3 separate regions of the Mus musculus genome follow, and regions 2 and 3 are each linked to region 1. Evidence: chromatin loops called from intact Hi-C (ENCODE). Cell type or tissue: heart. All regions are shown on one strand. Each heading gives the region's core, and the rest is flanking DNA. Links, peaks and the distances in the headings are about the cores only. Region 1 holds the start of Btg3 (BTG anti-proliferation factor 3). Region 2 holds the start of D16Ertd472e (DNA segment, Chr 16, ERATO Doi 472, expressed). Region 3 holds the start of Gm25038 (a small nucleolar RNA gene).

Evidence for each region. Peaks named below come from ENCODE experiments on the same cell type or tissue, not always from the same donor. Only the 100,000 strongest peaks of a DNase experiment are listed, where the experiment ranks them.
Region 2: a loop joins it to region 1, with 3.0 times the contacts of the local background. A loop is called at or near these places in 11 of 42 quality-filtered maps.
Region 3: it touches region 1 in a loop (4-fold over the local background); 10 of 42 quality-filtered maps call a loop at or near these places.

Annotation. Positions count from the first base shown.
Region 1 is chr16:78,372,679-78,380,800 of GRCm38, forward strand. It overlaps Btg3 (BTG anti-proliferation factor 3), which reads right to left and starts at 4,132. Exons shown (of 5, transcript NM_009770.3): 1 at 3,923-4,132; 2 at 567-745. The coding sequence starts at 739. In heart, for the core only: no CTCF peak of the experiment used is centred there; DNase peaks (open chromatin) are centred at 3,283, 3,433 and 4,213; H3K4me3 peaks cover 2,525 bases; H3K27ac peaks cover 2,329 bases.
Region 2 is chr16:78,573,509-78,581,630 of GRCm38, forward strand. D16Ertd472e (DNA segment, Chr 16, ERATO Doi 472, expressed) reads right to left here and starts at 3,180. Exons shown (of 5, transcript NM_001252439.1): 1 at 2,916-3,180; 2 at 2,413-2,546. The coding sequence starts at 2,539. In heart, for the core only: a CTCF peak has its summit at 3,191; DNase peaks (open chromatin) are centred at 3,253, 3,973 and 4,083; H3K4me3 peaks cover 2,768 bases; H3K27ac peaks cover 1,638 bases.
Region 3 is chr16:78,423,132-78,431,253 of GRCm38, forward strand. Gm25038 (a small nucleolar RNA gene) reads right to left here and starts at 728; the gene lies at 599-728. In heart, for the core only: no CTCF peak of the experiment used is centred there; a DNase peak (open chromatin) is centred at 4,840; H3K4me3 peaks cover 462 bases.

The sequences.
Region 1 (8,122 bases), core at 1,579-6,578:
TCCCTATGGTCCAGGCTGTCCTGGAACTTCATCTGAAGACCAGTCCAGTCTCAAACTCAGAGATCCTGCCTGCCTGTCTCCTGAGTGCTGGGATTAAGGCCTGTGTCATCAGTGCCCTCTTCAAAAAATAAAATAAAATAATAATCACAATAATAATACTAAAAAGTACAGCCTATACATTACCTTTAGATACAAAAACAAACTACTTTCTCTCAACTCTAATCGCCACGCTCATTTCTGAGAGATTAAGGTCCTCTAGATTTGTGAAGAGCCCTAGGCACTCATGATAATAGCAAAAGTCTACTCAAGCAGGAGCCAAACTCCTCACAAGGACCTAACTGGTGACCACAGCTCTGGCCTCCCAAGGCTAAACCGTGGAATTCCATCAACAAATATGCATACTTTAAAATGAGCAAGAACAAAATACCATGACAGCCCAGCGTTTTGTGTTTTTCAGATAAAATCCTAGTAGGCGATTTCTAAATACCCTCCAGCCCTCTGGCCTTGTAGTCATTACACAAACTGATCTTCATTTAGTCCAATCCAACCTTCTCCGAACACCTTACCTGTAGGCCTGACCTTTGGATGGTTTTTCTGGATACCAGTGATTTTTATATTTCTCTTGAAGTATTTGAGTTAATTTCTCAGCAAACCTCTCAACTGCTTCTTTTTTCAACTTGTCATGCTTTCGAACTAGCCTTGTGAAAAAGAAGACAACAGCCGCAATTTCGTTCTTCATTTTTCCCTGTAAAGATAAATGTTTTCTTAGAAACAAAACACAAATTAATCCAAACAACAACAGCAACTACACACACACACACACACACACACACAGAGAAATAAATTTCTGTAAAATATGCCCCTATACAGCGTTCCCTTTCAATTTGCCTGGTCTTTTCTTGCCAGTAATCATTACTAATGGTTTGTAGTCCTCAGGGACCTATTAGGAAATACTCCTGGGGTTCTTACTACTTGGTTTTAAGTAGTTCAGTGAAGAACACAGCATATTGCTTCTGACAACTGAAATAAATTCAGAAACCAATATCAAAGAATATTAGTAAATATTACACTACATGAATCAAATTCTAAGTAAAATGTAAAGTTCTGGGAAAGGACCTGAAATTTAAAAGAGAAGAGTCCAGCACTAGGGGCTGAAGAGCAGGCTCCATGTCCTCCTCCTGCAGAGGAGTCGGGTTTACTTCCCCCAAAGCACTCGACAGTTAAGAAGCACCTGCAACTCTAGTTTCAGAGGGCTCCCTTCTGCCTTTGAGGGCACCAGGCACACACGTGGTAGCCGTACATCCATGCAGGCAAAGCACTCATACGCATATAAAGTAAAAAATAAATCAGGTACCGTAGCTCCGTTTTGGAGTCGTCCCCCCCCCCAAAAAAAAGGTTAAACAGCAATGACATTTCCAGTAATTCTATCAGCTATGAGCCCAGGAATTCTAAAATATATGTTCAAGAAAGAAAGAAAGAGGGAGGGAGGGAAGGAGGGAAGGAGGGAAGGAGGGAAGGAGGGAAGGAAGGAAGGAAGGAAGGAAGGAAGGAAGGAAGGAAGGTAGGTCCTTGTCAACATTATTCATGACAAAGTAGAAATACTCCAAATATCCCCCAAATGCTGACTGGACACATAAAGTATGGCTTACACGTACAACAGAACTGGTAATTACAATAAACGAAGCACTAACACGTGCTATAACACAGCAAGCAGAGGTAACAAACAATACCACACTAAAATTTCCGCCATATATACAACTGTCCAGAGCAGGGGAGTCTATACAGGCAGAAAATAGACTGGGTGGCCTACAGGCAGGAGGAGCAGAGGAGCAGGAGACAAGAGTCTAGGGAGTCCAAGGTTCTTTTTCTGCTGAGATAAAACTATTACTCTTGAATAAAATTGTTACACATTGAAAGTTTTTCAGCATTGAAGCTTTTTATACATATTCTTTCAGGTATAGGTATATTTTCCTAAAGAGCTAAAACAAGAAATAGTGAGCATTAAAGTGCATTAAGCAGAGCATCAATTCAGGATCACTCACAGAAAAATTAAATGAAATAATCAGTTACATTCTGGAGCTGCATCAAAGGACTCTTAAAAATAGAAAATCTGATTGATCATTGATTAATCCAGAAAGGCTGATCAGGCGTTCTTTTGAATATGTGTGTGTGTGTATATATGTATGCTTTGAGATGAGCTCATTCACTTGGCTGAATGGAACTTGGAGATATTCTGATCCAACATTTACTAAGTAACGTCATCTTTCTGGGCGCCAATGTCGGGCCCTAATGTATTGACTATACAGTGAACTAGCTTAACAACAGTCTGGCAGTCTGGTCTTATAAATTAAAAAAAAAAAAAAAAAGATGAAAGAGAAAAAAGAAACACCGGTTTTTAAAGATTTACTAAAACTGCTCTCTTAAGTTTCTTGTCTAATGTGATTTTTACTCTGCGTGCAAATGCAAACGAGGGTCCTCAGAGTGAAGGAAATTCTATATAGTATCTGAGATTTGTCCTGGCAGCCCTACTCACTCGGATCCTAGACGGAAAACACCCAAACGTTCCTCTTGGATGCTTAGAATGCCTAATACACCCTCTACTGCTATGGTCAGCCGGTAGATAGAATCCTCACACACCAGTGGTGGGCACATAGAACTTCAGTCTACTACAACTGCTGTGCCACCTCCCTCCTCCTGCAGTGTGAGGCCTCTTCCGCTCTCCGAAGCTTCCTTTATACTTCATGTATAGCACCTTGTGATGGACCAGCAAAACCCACTGAAACTGAATACACAACTTGGGCGAGGATGTCGCAGATGGAGCCGCATACGCTCCACTCCAAACAAGATAGAAGACTCACACTAGAGAAATGTAATGATTCCTAGACCCCTCTCATTCACCAACTGGGCCAGTACGTGCTACCTAACAGTTTGGGGGATTTGCTTTTTGTTTCCTCAACTTCATATTAAAAAAAATAAATAAATAAAATAAAATTAAGGAAGGAAAGAACCACTTAGCGGTTGCTTTTTGGTTTGTAACAGAAGATGAGTCATACGGACTTATTTATTTTTCTGTTTGAAGGAATGGAATAGCTTAAGAATTAACCCCCTCTTATCAGTGTTCCAGAAGTACCAAAGGCACAGAGAAAGGTCTAAACCTCGGGGGAGGGTGTGTGGGGGGTGTGAATACCACCGGGGACCGGGGGTGGGGGATTAGACCTTAGGCGCCTAGTGCCACCCACACTGTCCCCCAAAGCTCCCATTTTAAACACCGCTTGGTGACGTCACCCCAGGACGTCGTCACCGCGGCGGCTGCTCCTCAAGTTCTACTTTGTTCCACGAGCTCGGCCTTCTAGGAGTTTCTAACTTTGCAGTCTCCCCACCCCCCACCCCCCCCAACCCCTCCCCAGTAACGAAAAAGCCACTCGCAGTTTCTAGAAACCACAACTTCTCCAGGTGGACGCTGCCGAGGTGGAGGGGACGGCAAGCGTGGTCGCGCCGAGAGGCCCTGACCGCCCCGGGCGGCTTTGGCCAGCGGGATCCAGATGCAGCCGGATCGGGCTCCCCTCCCAGCCCGGCGCGGGTGGAGAGAGCCCCCCACGCGCTCCGAGTGGACGGCCTGCGCGCCGCGTCTAACCTGTGCAAACAAACCGGCTTGCCCCTGCCCGCCCGCTGTCGCCTCCCCGGGGGCGGCAGGCGACGTGGCACGCGCCGGAGGAGGCGTCCCAACCCCACCGAGGACCCGCCGCCGCTCCCCTCCGCGCCGCGCATCCCTCGGCCGCTCCGCTTTCGACGTGGCGGCGGGCGCGTCCCAACCTCCCTCCGCCGCGATGCCCGGGGGTCCCCGCCGCGTCCCCTTATGCCAGGCCTGCCCTCCTCACTGCCACCGCGTCCCCGACTCCGACCCCCGGCGGGCTCTCCTCACCGCCGCCGCCGCCGCTCCGGGGGCTGCACCCTCGCCGGGTGCGACCGCGTCCCGTGGCCGGGGAGCCGAGCGCGAGCGCCGCTGCTGCGTCGTCGGGCCGCCGCCGCCGCCGCTGAGCGCGCGCCGACCAGACTGGCGGGCGGCGGAGCGCGCGGCCGACAGGGCGAACGCAGTCCCGACGCGGCCCACGGGGGGCTCGAGGCCCGGAAGAAGGGAGGGGCGATGACTAGGAGAGGCCCGGCGCCGCGAAGAACCAATCCGCGCGCCCTGGGGGCGGGGCTTCCCTCGGGCCCGCCCCCCTCCACCGGTGCGCGTGGCCGGCTCCTGCCTCCGGCCGCGCGCAGAGCCTGGGCTCCGACGGCCGTGCTGGCACGAGGTCGCAGTGCCTCCTGCGCGAGCCCCGAGGGCCTTGCCTCCCTCAGTGGGGTGGGCAGGACGCTTCCTCTTGGCTCTTCGGCCACTCCTCCCCACGCGGGGCTCTCTCCCTTGGATCCGCCCGCCTCTCTGCTGCCTGAGGGCAAGTTCAATCCGGATTCTGCTTTGATGGGCTCTCCCCCTCCTACCCACCTCTGCACGAAGCGGCTGCGGAGGGGAGCTTGGCACTGAGGGCTTGCCAAGTCCCTCCGGTCGTGAGGTCACTAGCTGCCTCCCTGTACGTGAGATGGCTTGGGTAAAACTCTTACCTGGACACTTGGCTGGCAGAGCTCGTGCCTCCATGTGACCGTGGCAGCCTCCTGTTGAGTACGGGGTGTCTCTGCCAGCACTGATGGCCCAATGGATGAGTGGAGTGGCCAGGCTTTGTATTTCTCAGATACTTCTAACTCAAGGACTTGGGGGGGAGGGGTAGCTTTTAAGCCTTGACTAAACACATAAGAAGAGGGAAGATAAACTTTCCGAAGAAAGGCCCATCTTTCCGTCCCTTAGGCTGAACTGGCAGCTAGGTGTTAGTGTTGTGAAAGCAGCTGATAAGTCAGACAGGCCGGAAAAACACAAGACACTCATTAAAAGAGAATTTAAAAATGCAGATTACCATTGTTTTTTTTTTCATTACTTATTTTCTTCATTTACATTTCCAATGCTACCCCATAAGTCCCCCAAACCCTCCCTCCCCCCACTCCCACTTCTTGGCCCTGGTGTTCCCCTGTACAGAGGCATATAAAGTTTGCAAGACTCTTTCTCTTTCCAGTGATGGCCGACTAGGTCATCTTCTGCTACATATGCAGCTAGAGACCAGCTGAGGGGTGGGGGGTGGGGGGCTCCTGGTTAGTTCATATTGTTCCACCTATAGGGTTGCAGATCCCTTTAGCTCCTTGGGTACTTTCTCTAGCTCCTCCATTGGGAGCCCTGTGATCCATCCAATAGCTGACTGTGAGCCTCCACTTCTGTGTTTGCTAGGCCGGGGCATAGCCTCGCAAGAGACAGCTATATCAGGGTCCTTTCAGCAACATCTTCCTAGTGTATGCAATGGTGTCTGCGTTTGGAGGCTGATTATGGGATGGATCCCCGGGTATGGCAGTCTCTAGATGGTCCATCCTTTCGTCTCAGCTCCAAACTTTGTCTCTGTAACTCCTTCCATGGGTGTTTTGGTCCCAATTCTAAGAAAGAGCAAAGTGTCCACACTTTCGTCTTCGTTCTTCTTGAGTTTCATGTGTTTTGCAAATTGTATCTTGTATCTTGGGTATTCTAAGTTTCTGGGCTAATATCCACTTATCAGTGAGTACATATCATGTGAGTTCTTTTGTGATTGGGTTACCTCACTCAGGATGATGCCCTCCAGGTCCATCCATTTGCCTAGGAATTTCATAAATTCATTCCAAGAACTAATTGTTAAAGCTTTATTTAGACTATGTTGGTGATTATAGCCTTGTGAGCCTCAAAAATAATAATTTTTTACCAGAAGTATAAAACCCTCAAACCATTATAAAACTAGTGTGCTATGCCTCTATTTTGTGAGAAGCACTTCTACTATTGTGAAACTAAAGCTATTTCTCAATTTAAAGGGGGTGCTGTCATATACATCCGTGGGACTATTCCCGGAGATGTGCTTTCGTTTAAAACAAATAATCACATTGACGTTGTTTTACTGCTAACAGCTCTTAACTCTACAGTTTCACAAAATAGGTAGTTACAAACATTTTTAACTGCCAGGAAATTTCAAAATCTCATGACTAATGTTCTATGTAATTTTTTTCTTTGTTTGCTTTTTTTGAGATAGGGTTTCTCTGTGTAGCCCTGGCTGTGCTGGAATTCACTCTGTAGATCAGTCTGGCTTCGAAACTCATTGAGATCTGCCTGCCTCTGCTTCTCAATGCTGGGATTAAAAGCGTGTGCTGCCACCACACTGTGATGGCTCAGTGAATTAAGATGGCTCGCATGCCCAGTTAGGATCCCTGTGATAATAATTAATCATTATTAATCTATGGTTATATATAACACTGTGGTTCAGACAACAGTACCATAGCTAAAAAAACTAAACCAAAGGTGAAAACCCCTGAAATCTCACACATTCAGTAAGACTGCACAAATCTGAAACACCTCTGCCCTCTCTCATTTACTTTGCTCCCACATTGTAACTCCTTTCACGCTTTGCAAAACTTGTCCATGGAGGCTGTCAAGATGGCTCCGTGGTTAAGAGCAATTTTCCCTTTCTGACAGGAGAGGTAGTTCTTTGGCTTCTTCAACAGGACTCACCTATTTTCCAATTCATGACAGAGTCTGAGTTCTCTCAGTGAGTTTAGCCTACAGGTACATATCATGCATGCATACATACATATAAAGAAAGAGGGGAGAGAGGAGCTTTAAGAATTGGTGTGAGTGGTTATGGCACATGGAAATCTCAAGATCTATAAGGCCATCATCATTCTGGAAGTCATCAATAATTGAAATTAGCATTTGAGTCTGAAATTTATATCTAAGATTTCTATTTTAAGGCCTTAAGGCACATTTTTATTTATTTTTTTATTAATTATTTTATTTGCATTTCACCTGTTGTCCCCCTTCCCATTCTTCCCTCCTCAAACCCCTTCCCTATTCTCCCTCCTCTTTGCCTCTAAGAGGGTGCTCCCCTGCCCACCCATCCACTCCTGGCTAACCCCTCCAGCATCCCTCTTAGATGGGGCAACAAACCTCTACAGGACCAAGGGCCTCTCCTCCCATCGATGCCCGATAAGGCCATCCTCTGTTGCATATACAGCTGGAGCCATGAGTCCCTCTGTGTGTATTCTTTGGTTAGTGGTTTAGTTCCTGGGAGCTCGGGGGGGGGGGGGGGGTGGGGGGGCTGCTTGGTTGACACTGTTGTTCTTCCTATGGGGTTGCAGTCCCCTTTCAGCTCCTTTGGTTCTCCTAACTCTTCCATTGGGGTCCCTGGGCTCATTACAGTGGTCGGCTGTGAGGATCTACATATGTCTTAGTCGGATGCTAGTAGAATCTATCAGGAAACAGGCTCCTGTATGCAAGCACTTTTTGACATTAGCAATAGTGATGGAGTTTGGTGTCTGTGGATGGAATGGATTCTAAGGTGGGGCGGTCTCTGGAGGCCTTTCCTTTGGTCTCTGCTCCATTTTTTGTCCCTGGGTTTCCTTTAGACAGGAACAATTATGGGTTAAAAGTTTTGAGATGGGTGGGTGGCCCCATCCCTTCACTGGAGCCATGTCTATCTACTAGAGGTGGTCTCTTCAGGTTCTATGTCCCCACTGTTGGGCATTTCGACCACTGGGTCCTGGGAGCTTCCCACATCCCTGGCTCTGAAACTTTCTAGTGGTTCCTCCCACCTCCGTTTTCCCCACCCCCACCCCACCCCTGCTACTTATTTCTATGAATTCTCCTGTACCTCTGGACTTCTCTCCTGTCTCTTCCCATACCTGGGCTTGCCCCTCCTCTTTTCCCTCCCTTCCCTCTCCCACCCAGTGCCCTCCCTCTGCTTCCTGTGATTATTTTGATCCCCTTTCTAAGTGGGATTGAAGCATCCATACTTTGGCCTTCCTTCTTGTTAAGCTTCATATGATTGGTGAGCTGTATTGTGCGTATTCTGGGCTTTTGGGCTAATATCCACTTATCACTGCATACATACCATGTATGTCCTTTTGGGTCTTTGTTATCTCACTCAGGATAATATTTTTCTAGTTCCATGCATTTGCATAAGAACTTCATGAGTTCATTATTTTTAATAGCTGTGTAAATGTACCACTTTTCTTAAAAAAG
Region 2 (8,122 bases), core at 1,054-6,053, 200 kb after region 1:
CCCAGTTATAGAAAGGAGACTACAATAACTCAAGTCACTGACAAAGGTGAAGAATATACCCCGTCTTCACCTTTTCCCACTGGTTTTAAAAACGTGTGAAATGTGTGTGTGTGGTGTGTGTTGTGTGTTGTGTGTGTGTGTGGTGTGTGTGGTGTGTGTGTGGTGTGTGTGGTGAGTGCCACAACTCACACACGGAGGTCAGAGGGTGACTTGAGGGACCTGGCTCTTCCCTTCCACCCTGTGAGATCCAGGAATTAAACTCAGCTCCTGAAGCTGGGCATCGAGTGTCTTTCCCTGCATCCTGCCATCTTGCCAGCCCTCCACTGATTTTTTTTAAAAACACGACTTGGGTGGGTACTGCTATAAAAACTGACTTTGGTGGAAATCTTTCTTGATCTTCCCACAGCAGTAGGACAATATTAAACTAATGTGCATAACAAATAGCTCATCAGCGCAGTAACAATGGAAATCCATTTGTGAGCACAAGGAACTGACAATCAAGACAAACCGAGGCGGTTTTTGAACTTCACCTTTAACACAGAGGATAAAACAGTTCTAATCCGGATTGAGAACCGTTTTTTTTTTTTTGTCTTTTAGACTAATAGACAAGTATTATTTCAAAAAACATAGCACCGGGGTCATGTTTACACATCAAGAGCTACAATGCTCACAGTTAGTTAAAAGGCAGCTTCAGAAGGGCCAGGAAAGCAATTATGAAAACTGAGGTCTCTGCAGTAAAGTGTTATATGGCATGATGATTTACGTATCAGGAAGCACCAATTAGGGAAAGCTGGCTGAATCAAAAACCAATTAGGATTCGGGAGGAAGGATTTCCAGCATCTATCCCACAGTTCACTACCTATTGACAGTAGATGAGTGGGACTGAGGTCACAGCCACAAGAACTAGATGGCCGGGCTTCGAAGCCTGGGACTACCAATTACTAGCGATGTGCCTTCAAACTGCACTCCTTAGGTCTCTCATGTTCCATTCCATCACATTCAAACAAGTAATCATAGCAGGCATCCCAGAGCTATTTTGAATGAAGATAATCCAGTAAGACGCTTAGGGCCAGGCTTGGCACAGATGTGCTCCCAGCAAACATTTGCCTGGCACAGAAGAACAGCTTGCTGACGCCACTCCAGCAACCTGGAGCAGCCCACCCACCCACCAGGCCTCAGTTTCTTCCAGACAACACAGAGATTGCAAGTTGATCCTGTCTGATGTCTCTGCCCTTCTAAAATGTAAACTTCCAGGAGGTGTGAGAACACACAGGAAAAAAAACTGTTTCCAAAGAGCAGAAGTGTGCCCTCTCACTGGGGCACAGAGAACATAAATATAAACTCCACACACACATAAAAAAAAATCGTCATTTCTAAGTCACGCTTTTAAAACTAGGTGTAATCACTACAATTTACTAAAGCCAGAGTAACAAGCATACTACTTAGCCCACAGAAACTCCATGATGCGCCAAGACAGACACCATTTGGAAGCTACAACACTTCTGAGTAACAAGTCCTAACAGGAATGGCAAAGTCTATGATCTCAGTACAGGAGTGTGCTTAGCAATAAGGATACATTGTCCCTCTTAATAAGACAAAAAAAAAATCATGAAAGTCTTTAAAGACAAAATGAAATGTTGTTTTGAAACCAAGCCCTTAAGCATCTAGGTATTTCAAAATATTTAGTATCTAGTAAGATCTTTCTCTACTGACAGACACATTAGAACCTCAAAATTCAAGTTATACACAAATTTTTATTTTGGGGGAAATTTTAAGATTCTTCTTCAGTGTGACTCATAGATACCCCAAAAGACTTGGGGTTTCACTGTGACAGTGCAAATAGAAAGCTCACAGCCCATGTTTCCTGGAAACATCTAGGACCCAGTTATCTGTGTACCCAACACAACCTTCAGCAAAAGGTTTAATTTCTCAAGCATTTCTTTTACACATTCTCACAATGGTACTGGCATCGAAAGAATTGAAAAGTCCTTTTTTAAAAAGATTATTAATATTAAAGGAAGTTATTTAAAATCTGATATAAACAACTTAAAAAAATAAAAGTTAGTTAAAATTCACCACATGATGGGAAAAATAGAGACTAAGTTTGGCAGAAAGGAGTAAAATTATATCTGCCCACGTGTACGGTCATGTTGATTCTTAAATGTTTATCAGACAATACCTGCACTTCATTTCATATTAGTTAAAAGGAGCTTAACATTCTGTTATAAAGACAAACATTTCCCTCGACTCATAACTATTGTTAACTCTGGCTTCATTTCCAGAAACCCTTAGCAGATCTTCACTTAGGACAATCTCTAGGCTTTCAAGCAGTTGCAGTGTTACCTCCAAACATCTCAGCCTAAGTTGCACAAAGTAGTACGCGGCACGCAGTTAAAACCGCAGAATCCTTACCCTCGAGATTTAGCTCGAAGCAAATGTGGCAGAAGGAGAGCGTGTCTTTGTCTGTTCCCAGTTTACAAACACTGCAAATGTTGTCATCATTCAAGTCAATGCTTACAAACTGCTCCTCTTCGTTCATAGTGCCCCTATGAGGAAAGAGAAAGGAGCAAGTTACACAACGGCAAAAACTTGCTTATGGCCTGCAGTAACCGACCAAAAACCCCCCCAAAAACCGAAAAAGGAGGCGTTTGCAACAGCCCTGTCAGGCAAGCATCGCCATACCTGGAGTTACAGTATCACAGTTTTACTGCGAAAAAGCAAAAGGGCTGCCCACAGGAGACACCCGCCTCCCGGGTCGCGCCGGCAGACACCCGGCCTGTCAACCAACTTCGGGTCGGTCGCTGTGGCCAGAAGGAGCCGCTGGGACGCGGCTTTGCCAACTTCTGGGTGAGCGTCTGGAGGCGTCCCGCTAACTCGGTTACCCGGCTCCCCGGCTCCGCCGCGGCAAGACGCACGTGGGGACTGGGACACCCGGGAAGGATCGGCTCACGTCGGAGACTCTTCAGCCACGGACCGGAGGGTCCCGGGGACGCCACTCGAGGATCGTGGGCGTCCGGCACGGCGTGGGATCCGTCTCGTCTGTCCGTCCGTCCCGGCACTGGTCCTGAGCACCAGAGCGGCTCAGAGAAGGACCTCTACCGTCCGGCTCCGCGGGCCACCGTCCGCGCGCCACGATCCGATCCGCACTATTGTTTCCGCCGGCGCCGCAGCGCAGACAGCAGCGCGCTCCGCCCCGCCCGGGCCGCCTGCGCCACCCCGAGCCGCCCACGGGGAGAGCGGCCGGGCCAGCCCACAGCCCCAGGGCCCCACGTGGCCACCCTAGCGCAGGGAGTGTAGCCGCCCTCCGCCCGCCCCGCGCCGCCCCGCGCCCCCGTGCGCATCCTCTTGCGCCTCCGCGGAGAGCATCTCGCTCCCCTCCGCGTGGCGCACATGGACCCGTCCGGCCCGCCTCCCTGCAGCCCCTGAAAACTCCAGCCACTTGCGGATTGCAGGAATGGGCCCACGGCTAAGCCTGAGGGGTGGAGGAGGAGAAAGGCACACACGCGTGGGGAGTGTATTGCTTCAAAACCAGGAGCCTGAACCAAGTATTATCCTTGAACTCCTGTTTCATGTTGGTTGACTTTCTGAATGAGATAAAAGTTGATAATTCAGATATCCCGATTTAGGTATAATTCTAGAAGCAGAGCATCTTTTCTTCGAATTATGTATCACGATGTGGTACCTCCCATGCACATCCACGGAAAACATTCCCGAGGCTCCGCCTCTTGTTTTTAAGTCTACCCCTTTCCTAAACTTTTTTTTTTTTTAGTATGTAAATGTACTTTCATCATCTGCTTGACTCCTTAAGCCTTGCCTAGGCCACAAGTCTACGCAATACTTTCAGTTACGTTTGCTATGCTAGTCTTTCTCAACAGTCCACAGAAGAGAAACAGGAAACTCGGCTCTTGCAGTTTAGTGGTGACTAACCCTTTATCGCAGTTTCTTAGAAACAAAAACTGGAGCTTGAACTCAAGGCTGCGGAGGTAAAGCCACTAATCAAGGACTCAAAAAAGTCATCTGTGCCCATGCTACCGAAGTGTGGTGGATGACTCAAAGACCCCATGTGGCGTTTTTACAAATGCAGAATCCAGAAATCAATACCTTGCTCTGAAAAAGACCCCCAGATCCATGGACCTGAGGTGCCTCAGCGGGGGTGGCATGAGGTGGGATGGGGGAGGGGGAGTGTTTGCTATGGCAAACCTGGCAACCTGAGCTCCATTCCCAGTGGAACGGAAGTACTAACTCCACAAAGCTGTCCTCCAAGAGTGTCCCACAGTCACCAGGACACGCCCCCCCATTAATAATAATAATGAATATTTTATAGGTCCCTGCCCCCTATGCATATTAAAATTTGGGGTGTGTTAAATATCTTGCATTTTGGATTCTACTCATTTATTTAATTAAAGTGATTTTTACAAAGTTTATATTTGTATGTGTATGTTTGTATATGTGGTGTGTATGATGTGTGCATGATCATATCCTGGCATGTGTGTGGAGCTCAGAGGACAACTTCAGATGTCTGTCCTCATTTTTTTTTTTTAAATCTTGTTTGAGAAAGGGCCTCATTGCTGTTCATAGGTGTGTAGTGTAGGCTAGTGGGCCAGTGGGCTTCTCATGATCTCCCTGTCTCCAGCTCCCATGTTGCAGTAAATGTGTTAAGTTTGTTTGTTTTCTCCTGGTGTGTTAGTCAGGGTTCTCTAGAGTGACAGAACTTATGGAATGTATATATTGTGATGACTTACAGTCTGTAGTCCAACTAACCCAACAATGGTCAGCTGTGAATGGGAAGTCCAGGAATCTAGTATTTGTTCGGTCCCACAAGGCTAGTTGTTTCAGCTTGCCTTCTGTAGAAGTAGGTTTCAACAGATGTGCTGGCAAGTAAGTGCAAGCAGGCAAAGAAGAATGATTCTTCCTTCTTCCAAAGTCCTTATGTAGGTCTCCAGCAGAAGGTGTGGCCCAGATTAAAGGTGTGTGCTGGCACAACTGAGTCTGGGACTTGTTTTGTCCCAGGATGACTTTGAACTAAGAGATCTCTTTGCCTTAATCTCCTGGGATTAAAGGCCAGTACTACCTTGGCTGGGCCTAAATTTTTCATGGCCGCTATGCCTTAAGATCACCATGCCAAGATCCAAGTCAGAAGCTTGTGTCTTCCAGCCTCAAGATCTGGATCACAGGTAAGCTGTCCAATTCTAGATTGTAGTTCATTCCAGGTATAGTCAAGTTGACAACCAAGAGTAGCCATTACACTTGGATCTGGGCAACTGAACTCTGGTCCTCATACTTACATAGAAAGCTCTTTACCCACACCTTGAAGCCATTGCAGGTCCACAGATCTGAGTGCTGTTTTCGGATGTAGGTACATATTTAGGGAATTTGGGGTAGGACCGGAAATCCTGCACTTGTAGCGAGGCCGCATGAAGTCAGTGTTACTGACTCTTGTACTTTCACTCCATCAACATGGACATTGGCTGCTTTTTTGAGGCACTGATGAGTTACATCATAATTCATCAGTTCTCATAACCGATAAGCTTTCAAGATCGGTGGCTCTATGTTATCTGTCTCTCTATTCTCTTGGGTAAATAACTAGGGCAGAATTGCTAGATGATATGGTGAACATTTGCTTATTTTGTGTCAGGGTACGTGTGAATGTGAGGATCAAATCCATGTGAGTTGCACAAGTACCACACCACTAACTCAAATTCCCATTCAGTTTAAAAAGGAAATTGCCAAATGTGTTCCCTCAGTGCTTATGCAACTTTAGACACTGAGAATCGTTGATATACTCTTAGTGAATTGATACCCGCTATGGCTTAAATCTAAGACGCAGTCCCCATAGGTTCATGATCTGAAGGCTTGTGTATCCTAGCGGTTGGTACTGTTTTAGGGACCACGAAAATTTCTGGAGGCAGAACCCAGCTAGTAGAAGTGGATCACTGGGAGGAAGTCTGAATATTATTAGCCTGGTCTTTAGTGCTGGCCCAGCACTGAAGACTCTGTTTCCTACTCTCCCCATATGTACACATCCACTGCCATTTAGTTCACATCAGCTTCCAAGAGCTGCACCACCTCCCATGCCTTCCCTGCCGTGGGATGTGGGATGAGCTGAAATCCTTCTGAAGTCCTGAGACCAAATAAACCTAAGTTGTTTCAGTCTGGTGCTTGTGTTACTGTGGTACAGAAATCACAAATACAACTAGTTTTATTTGAAAATGAAAGGGGGAGCAGCGGGGGCGGGCTCCTGTTGTTGCAAAGAATATCTCTGAAAGGAAAGAGTCACTGGGCAGCTTTCAAAGCCAATCAGATCCTGTAGAAGAAAAGACCTGGGTTCAGAAAGAAAAGGAATGCAGAGAGAAGACACAGAGGAACAAAACCCAGAGTGCTAGTGATCTCAGATATAACAGCACCCAACCTAACACACATGTATGACTGCAGTACTGGGGGCGGCAGGGAGGAGAAGGGCAGTGGGGGGAGGGGGACAAGCTAGAGTTGATGAAAAGTATCAGCCATATCTCAGAAGCTCAACAAACCTGAAGCTAGACAAAAGAGTCCCAACGAACACATAATGAAAAGAAAAACAACAAGGAAAAGAGAAAAACCATCAAGTAGACCGAGAAGAGAGATGCATTTAAAGAGGAGTTGAGAAACTGCTACAGTTTTCTTATTAGAAATCATACAAACCCGAAAAACCTGGAATAAAGACTTTCACAGGTGGAAACAGAGCTGGACTCCTAAATTTCTGTTTACCCAGTGTAGCTCTGAAAATAAAGACATCTCCACACAAAGAGAAGCAGAAGATCTAGCCATTCTTAAGGAAATGTTGAGAGAATTCAGTCGACCTTTCAGTTTATTTGAGAGATACTAATGGGAAAACACTGTATTTGGAGCCTTCGGTACAGTAAGGCACAGTAATATGTGACTCTAATCATAGAAACCATTAGAAGCAGAATCTTTAATGTCAGAAACGCTTCAGAAGATTATGCCAAACCAACTGGGAGAATCCTAGAGATATAACTCACCAACCCCAGGAAACAGCAAGCGTAGAGATCTCAGGCCTAGTCTGTGAGGAACTATGTTTAGCCAACAACCTGAAAAACTTGGGCTTCGTTTCAGCATCCTACGGACATCCTAATTTTAGCCTCAGTGGACCCAAAACAGAGCATTCAACTGAAATACATTTTACCGGATATTTTTTTTACCCATTGTCTCCATTAATGTTCTGCTGCTGAGAGGAGACACCACGACCACAGCAACTCTGATAAAAGAAAGGATTTAATTGGGGCTGGCTTGCAGTTTCCAACGTTTAGTTTATTATCAAAATGGCGGGGGGGATAATGGCAGCCTCCAGGCAACGCAGCAGTAGCTGAGATTTCTAGCTTTTGAGAACCTCAAAGCCAACCCCCAGTGACATACTTCCTCCAACAAAGCCACGCCTCCTAATCCTTTCAAATAGTGCCGCTCCCCTGTAGCCAAGCATTCAAATCTATGAGCCAGTGGGAGAAATGGTTATTGAAACCATGCCTAGCCAACCATGAGATAATAAATGGATATGGCCTTAGGCCATTAAACATGCCTTAATTTGTTATGCCAGTTTTATGAAACTGATACAGTGAGTATATATAAAGTTTTAGAAAAGTTTGGAGTTTGTTTAGAAGTTATTTTGGCGGCATTCTGCTTGATTGTCTCCAAACATGTTTTTAAACTCAGTTTGTAAGTGCATATAGCTGTTCCTTTATCCTGTCCTTAGACGAGGACTTTCTAAGGTCTCTATTCTATGTCATGATGCTCGGGAAAGACTCTGTACCCTAATTGAGTAAAACTCAACCAACTCAGGTTCCTGTGAGTTCTAGTAGATGTTTGCCTTATAGTCTGTAGTAGTTAGCCTTTCTCTATTGGATAATTTTCCCCAAGCCTCTTGGGGTCTCACCCTACACATGCTCAGTTTCACCTTCAGTCAAAGACTTAAACAAACAAACCAAAAAATTGAAATACTGTTTATGTATGGGTCTTCCTTTCTAACACTATGTATGTCAAATTCCAGCCACCACCACCACTATCTCCTCCTCCTCCTCCTCCTCCTCCTCCTCCTCCTCTCCTTCATCTTCCTCAAACTTTTTCTCCTTAC
Region 3 (8,122 bases), core at 1,872-6,871, 51 kb after region 1:
AGTTAAAAAACTTATTTTGCTACTTCTTTAGATGCCTGAAAAGGTCATAAAATGTTCAGTGCTGTGAGTGATGAAAATGTCCTTAGTTCTTCATGTTAATGCCCCAAGATAGACATCTAGGAAAGCTTTAGACATTAGGAAACACTTTCCTTTTAGAAGCTTTAAAACATTGTTGTGATGTCTATCTGCAGCCGTAACGTCCACCCTCTCCAAGCCTGTGCATGTCCCAGTGTGACAGGACTGTGATTTTATGTCTTTCATTGTGAGTCATCATCCAGGAACCCTGAACTCCTTCAATCTTGGTTATTTAGCTCTGGAAATTTTACTTGTAATGTTTCTTAAATCATTTTCCCTCATTGGTCTTGTTATTTGATTGGTCAGCATGTGAATTTATCGTCTAGTCTTCTGATTTACATCCCCACCTTTTCTACTTCTGTATCTTTTTGTTTTTCTTTTTTTTTTTAAATTTTTTTATTAATTTCCCACCCATTTTAAATTAAGTAAGCACATTTTAAAGTGACACAATAAGCACCAGTCACCCACATAGAGTGACTACACAGACAGTACTCTTTAGGTCAAGAAAGGACCCAGTGTCTCAGAGTGTCTCACACAACAACCAAATATACCTCTGCAAAAACAGAAGATAAGTGCTAGCTCTGTGACCTCTCTCCTCTTGTGCGAATCCATAATCTGCCACCGGTTGACAGAAAGGGGCTCAGTGAAAAGACCTTTTTATTTTTATTTTTTTTTGTAATTTTATTTTTATATTCACATTTAAGAGTTTTTAAAGTCTTATTCGTTTTTATTTTATGTGAGAGCATTTTGCTCACATGTATTTGTGAACCATCTGTGTGCCTGGTGCCTGAGGAGCTCAGAGGAGAGTATTGGAGTCATGCGTGGTTGTAAGTCACCAGATGGGTGGTAGGACTGGAACTCAGGACCTCAGTAAGAGCAATGTGTGCTCCCAACAACTGCTGAGCCATCTCTCCAGCCCTGCTCTTTAATTTTTAATGTGTGCAGTTAATTATATTTTAAAGTCTTTTCTTACTTTTTGAAATCTTAAATATTTATCTTATTTTAAATTGTATGTGTATATTTGTGCCTTTGCCCATGAGTACAGGTGCCCACAGGTGTAAGACCCCTAGAGCTGCAGTTACTGGCAGTTGTGTCACCCAATGTGAATGCTGGGAGATGAACTTGTGTCTTTTGCAAGTACTCGTAACCCCTACTCACCTCTTTCATCGCACATGTTTTGAAATCTTAAAAATAATTACTGTATCTCTTCAGGTGTTAAGGGCTTCACACATGCGATCCTAGTAGCCTACCACTAGACTGTATTCTGAAACCTATTATTTTTATGGTTGATTATTTATTTAATATCCTTGTTCTTTTTGATTACTTACTATATAGTTCCACCTTTATTGACACAATAATTTATTTCTCATTGGCTCATGGGTGTTTGGGTCTTCTTGTTGTATGTTTTGGGTTGTAAAATTTTGATTATACTGTGTTTCATTAGGTTATTTTCATTCCAGTATATAACATATATTGAAAATATTCCCTTCCACCCTTCCTTTTTTTCTTTAATTGCACCTCTTTGTTTCCTAGACAGGGTGGTTTCTCTTCTCCTTTCATGCCTTATGCAGGCATATATTATGTATATCTGAAAAGTTTACGATCAATAGATGAGCAGAAACGTGAACTTTGTCCCACTTAGACTGCCTCAATTCACTTAATGTGATCATCTCCAGCTGCAGTCATTTTCCAGCAATTTGTTTGGTTTTATTCCTTAAGGCTGAAATAGTCCACTGTATACTGTACCACATTTTCTTTATCCACTCCTCTGTTTATGCCTAAGTGGATTCCACAGCTTTTCTATTGTGAATAATGCTGTAGTAAGGACCTCTGATACTTCCTCTGACACACTGAAGTAAGTATCTCTGTGGTAACTTGGAGTTACAGCATAAAAGCTATACCTCGCTCTATAAAATACTGATTATAGACATGCAAACCATTGTTGGCATGTATGGTCTTTCATACTTTCACTTACTTTACAGGCATTCTTTGAAGAAGTTCAGTAGACGGGTAGTCTGCCATGCCTATAGAAGAAGAAACTGAGCCTTGGTCAGTCCATATACCACATGAAGGCTTCTTGGCCCACTGCAGGAAGACTAAGCTCAGTCTACTTGCCATGACTGTTGGGAAGATGTTGACATTTCTTTAATTGAACTGGGGTGAGTTCACTGGAGAAAGAGCTTTGAGCTCCTCTCTGTAAGTCAGCTCTGGTTTCCAGTACACTGGAAGCCAGGTGGACGAGGGAGTCAAGGGAGCAAGAATGGGTTTCATCTTGAGTGTGTCGTTTTCTGTTTGCTCTTCCACGCTCACCTCTCTTTAGAGTCCTCTGTTTTTGCTGTCCGCCAAAACAAACCTCTGGACTACATTTTAGAGAACAGGCAGGGGACCTGAAGTTCTAATTCGTTGGCCTTGTGTTTGTTTTCTGTCTAGCTGTACCCAGCATCACCGATTCTCAAGACTCCGGTATCCCTAGTGTCATCTTACCTTTTCTACCACCATGTTGGATGTAGCTGTCTTCAAACAGCTACATAAATATGCTTTCACTCATGTCTTTCCATGCTATTATCTCTCCTATTATTTATTTCTTTTATTGTTATGATTTGTTTACCTAAATTTCCATTATGTTTAATGGAATTTCAAAAATCAAGTCTGTCCAGTTAGTCTTCTTTGTGCCATAATTAACTCCTTCCCCTATACACACATGCCTATGACCTTTCAGAGGTTACCCTGTTGGACTGGACTTCTTTAAGTTGATGTAAATAGATAACATTCAGTGTCTCTGTTTTTAAGGCAAATACCCGAGGCCATCACCTGAGAAAGAGAACATTTTTTTTTTATTTTGGCTCAGTTTTGGAGGCTTCAGCCCATGGTCAGTTGGTTTGTGGCCTTTGGGCCAGGGTCAATTTATGGTGGGAGCAAGCTACTTACTTCCTGTGGCCCAGAAGGAAAGGTAGAGACAGATGTGAGGGCCATCTTCCCCTGCGCTGTGTCCCACTGATTAGAGGACTGCCTATTAGATGCGGACCTCACCCAACAGCAGTGAGTTGTGAACTAAATCTTTGACACGTGCATCTTTGGGGGGAACATCTCAGATCTGACTTATGGCAAACCTCCCCCCAATTATTTTAGAATCCATCCCTCTAGGAACAATCAGAAATCTGTGTAAAATGCAACAAGCTTCTTTTCAATGGATGAGTCTGCTAAGTCTAAGTAAGAGTTCTGGGTAAATCTTCCCAGTTGGCAGCTCACGTTTGTGATCAGTGTTTATTTTTCTCTCTAGTGGCCTAAACTATTGTTCTGTCTCACTGTTTTTCCCAACTGCCGAATCCCTACCCCGCCTAGCAGTTACACAGAGAGAGCTCTGATTTCATTAAGTGGGGTTGTTTTTAATTACTGCTTCTTTCAGACAGTACTAACCCCCCCCCCCCCCATACTCCTCACCGCCTCCATTTCACCACACTATGATGGCTTCAAAGAGGAAAGTCACGCAGTGTACCTCTTTGTCACCGACCCCCCCACCCCCATAGTGCTCCGTGCAGAGGCACTCTGAGACTCTGAGAGCAGAGGGACATCTAGCACACTTGCCAAACTTTATCTTGTATCAAGTACGGCGTAAGCATTTGCATGGTCCTCATCCTTACAGGAACTCCACAGAGAAGAACTATTTCCTTCTGACTGGCTAGTTAAATCTCAGGTAGAGAGGTCAAGGAACCTTCATGCAACTATCGTATATTCTATAATCTATATTGCATACTAAGTGTCACCTCAGGACCAGGCCTGAAGTCCTGCACCCCCTACCACCATCTGACAGCTCCCCTCCTTCTCAGAGCTGATCTAGAGCCTGCACTTTGCAGGCATACACAAGCAAGTATCTTATCTAATTTTCCTATAGATTTTTAAATTTGGATTAAATATTGTCGTGGAATCTCAGCCGTATCCTGATGACATGCGAACACTAATTCTGTTCTCTTTGAAAGGTATGCATTCAGCTTGCTGGGCAAAAGTATCTGTCTCTTTAGGGGCATTAGAGTCTGGTAAGGGACAGGAGACAAAGTATCAATAAGCATTTTATCTGAAATCCAGAACCCCTCATGGGTCTTGTGACAACAGAAGTATTATAACGACATAAAGCTTACAATTTAGGCTTCATTTCCTTCTCTGTAGCTCACCACTCCTGTATTTTAAAATCAACAGTGTCTCTGTGATAATGATAATGGAGCGGCACTGCGTTTCCAGGTGGAATGAGCGCCAGGGATGTTTGGTTTGTAACGGAAAGATGTGAATCCCTAGGTCTAAGAAGAGCTCAGCGGGCGCTCAGAGACAGACCACGCTGATTTCTTTAAGAAAGGCTGCCAGAGGGTGGTGACGCAATGCTGATATTTTAGTAGCATTCTAAGAGAAGGGAAGAGGTGGGGTTTCTCTGGAGCCAGATGACCTCATAATTAGTTCTCAAACAGGCTGCTTAAAGCAATTACGGTGAAACCAAATGTCATTACTTTCTTCTGCCCCATCCGATGAAAGCTTCAACCCCACTCCCTCGGCCCCACAGGGCCCTTGGCTGGCCATTATTCCCAAACACCGTAGCCACTGCTGTCACCTTTGTTTGCAGGCTGCAACTGTCACTGTGTAAAATAAGAAGCGTGGGGGCAATACTGCACACCTCTCCGCCTCACTACTTCAGAGGCACCTAGCAACCTTGTCTCCAGGCAGGCAGCGCTCTTCTTCCTGGTAGTTTATTGCCCACGCACAGGCAGAGGCGGGCACGCTCTGCAAATAGCCTATCTCTTGGCTGACGCCAGCTTGGCAGTGGGGTGGTGGTGTCATTTGGTGCCCTTAGGGACATTTGGTTCTTGTTCTAGGAAGACTGGGGCAAAGCAATAACTATTTCCCCAAAGCTGTTTGTGGAACCAGAAGTTAGGTCAAGTAGTTCTCTGTCTGAGGTTGGATAGTCTGAAATCAAAAAGAATGGGTTTCAACCTTTGTTTTGTTTTGTTTTCCCCAGTGCTTGGTACATTTATGTCATGAATCATCCAGAATGTTCTAAAGGGTATTGAAAACGTGTTTTCTAGGTGTATGCAGGCAATGGGTAAGTCTCCTGGCCGGTTTTGCATTAAGCAACTCCTTAACGATGATGCATGCCAGCTATTCCCATATCTGCTTCTATCTTGAAGGGAAAAGAACCTGCTGTGGGTTTTCCAACCAGGGGACCTTCCATTGCAGGCTTGTCTATTGGACCACATCCCTGTACAGCTGCTTAGACTCTCATCCATTGAAACTCATTCCATTTCTAGACCTAGGATGTTTGCACCATTTTCTGTTTCTAAACTTCTTGTATTTAAAGATTTATTTATTTATTTATTTATCTATTTATTTAATGCATATGAGTACACCACTATTGCTCTCTTCGGACACACCAGAAGAGGGCATCAGACCCCACTACAGATGGTTGTGAGCCATCACGTGGCTGCTGGGAACTGAACTCAGGACCTCTGGAAGAGCAGTCGGAGCACTTATTCGCTGAGCCATCTCTCTAGACCCGTATTTAAAGTTTTGTTTACACACTTATGCACACACATACCCCATGTATGTGTATGGTGTGTGTGTGTGTTTTTATGTGTGTGTGTACTGTGTGTGTGTGTATGTGTGTCTATATGGTGTATGTGTGTTTATATGTGTGTGTATGGTGTGTGTTTGTATGTGCGTGTGTACGTGTATGTGTGTGTGTGTGTGTGTGTGTATGTGTGTGTGTGTGTTTGTATATGTGTGTGTACATGTGTGTGTATGGGTGTGTGTGTATGGTGTATGTGTGTGTTTTCATGTGTGTACAGTGTGTGTGTGTGTTTATGTGTGTGTATGTGTGTGTACAGTGTATGTATGTATGTGTGTATGGTGTGTGTGTATGTGTGTGTATGTGTGTGTGTATGTGTGTGTACAGTGTATGTATGTGTGTGTGCCTATATGGTGTGTGTGTGTATGTGTGTGTATGGTGTGTGTGTATGTGTGTCTATATGGTGTGTGTGTATGTGTGTATATGGTGTGTGTATGCGTATGTGTTTGTATGTGTGTGTGTATGTGTGTGTGTATGGTGTGTATGTATGTGTGTGTGTGTGTGTGTGTGTGTGTACAGTATGTGTGTATAGGTCAGAGGACAACCTTGGGCATTGCTTTTGGGTCCCAGGATTGAACTTAGGTCATCAGACTTGGCAGCTCATGCCATAACCCAATGACCCATCTCTCCTAGCCTACTTCTTGTTATTATATTTTTATCTGCATTTCAAAGACTTTCTCCAGCAAGGAGCCCAGGATAATGAAAGCCTCTTTGGGAGGGAAACAAAACTGTCCTGATAGTGATTGATCAAAGGATGGAAGGTCTCAGGTTTCTAGGAGTATAAAGGTTTGGGGGTGGAGGAAGGGGTGATGCGTGGAAAAAATTGAGTGCTTCTGGGTAGAGGGATGATGTAAAGAGATCAAAAAGGGAAAATGTTTTAGCCTCCATTCACTCACAATATTATTATTGAATCTCTACCGCCTGCCAAGCCTCCAGCTAGCAAGAGAGGCAGCTAAGTATAAGAAAACTTATTGATGAGCCCATAGGCAGGCAAGACGGAACTGGAGAGGGGCCACGAAACAGGAGCAGTGGCCGATTCGGTGTATCACATCTCCTTGCAAATGTTTTGGGATCTCCAATGGGGATAGGATTTCTCCAGTGGGATGAAGGGAAATGATGGAAGTTTATTATTTTGTTGATTTGGTGTTTTGAGTCAGGGTTTCACCGTGCAGGGTGCAGCCATAGCTGGCCAGTCACTGAATGGACCAGGCTAACGTCTCATTCACAGAGCTCAGCCAGCATTTGCCTCCTGAGTGCTGAGGTTAAACGTGTGCAGCACCATGCCAGGTCAGCAGGGGACATTTACGTCATTTTATTTTTAATAATGGCTCTATCTAAAACGTGCCTATAAGAACCCAGCACCTACCTGGTAAGAGCCAGTGGGCACCGACTGCAGCAGGTAACAGGGCGGCAACAGGGTAGCTGTGTCTAAGTAGTCATGCCAAGGAGTTGGGAATCACGGCACCAAGCAGGAAAACTTGAAAGACTAATCAGTGAATTTGTTTTACTGCTTACGTATTTTTATTTTACTCATTAAAAGTTTCCTAACCTTTATTTTTCTATATCGTAGGATCTTTAGAAAATGTTTTAAATGATTTTTTTTTTAATGTGCCTTGGTGTTATACTTGCATATAGGACTCTGTAAGGGTCTCAGATCCCCTGGAACTGGAGTTATAGAATGTTGTGAACAGTCATGTAGATGCTGGGAATTGAACCTAGGTCCTCTGGAAGAGCAGCCTGTGCTCTTAACTGCGGAGCCATCTGTCCAGCCCTACATCTTGTTTAATTTTTTTTTCTGAGCAATTCTCAAATATCTCTAGTCATCTTCCTTCATAGAGCCACACAGATAAAGTCAAGGTTAAAAAACAGGAGGGTACGTTGTAGTAGAACATGAGAGAGCTATTCTTGAATAGTCTGTTTAATAGAGCTATGAATCTCAAAGTATTCTTTAAAAAACGTTTTATTGATTCTTTGTGAATTTCACATCATACACTCTAGTCCCACTAATCTCCCTCTACCCCTGTACCCTCCCTCCACTCTTGCAACCTCCCCCACTACAGAGGGGAAAAACCAGTTGTGGAAGCCATATTGTGTCATGGTGTGTCCTACAGTGTATCTTTTTGTCCATATGTCTTTGCTTGCAAGTGGTCATTGCAGTGAATTGTTGGTCTGGTACCAGGCCTCTGGCTTCTGCTACTTTGTAAATTCTAGGACCTCACTGGGACTCCTCTCCTACAGTCTTGCATCTGTAAAACCAACCCCTTCATGTACTTCATTGATGGGGTAGATGTTAGGTGGGCGGGCTAAAAGCCCTGGATTTGGGTCTGAGAGATATCAGGGCTGGTCGGCCTGTTGGCTCTCCTGCTCTCACACCCTAGGGGCTGGCTCACTCAACAACCAGGGTTAGCTCAACCCTACTATCCAGGCAAGGTACAGGGC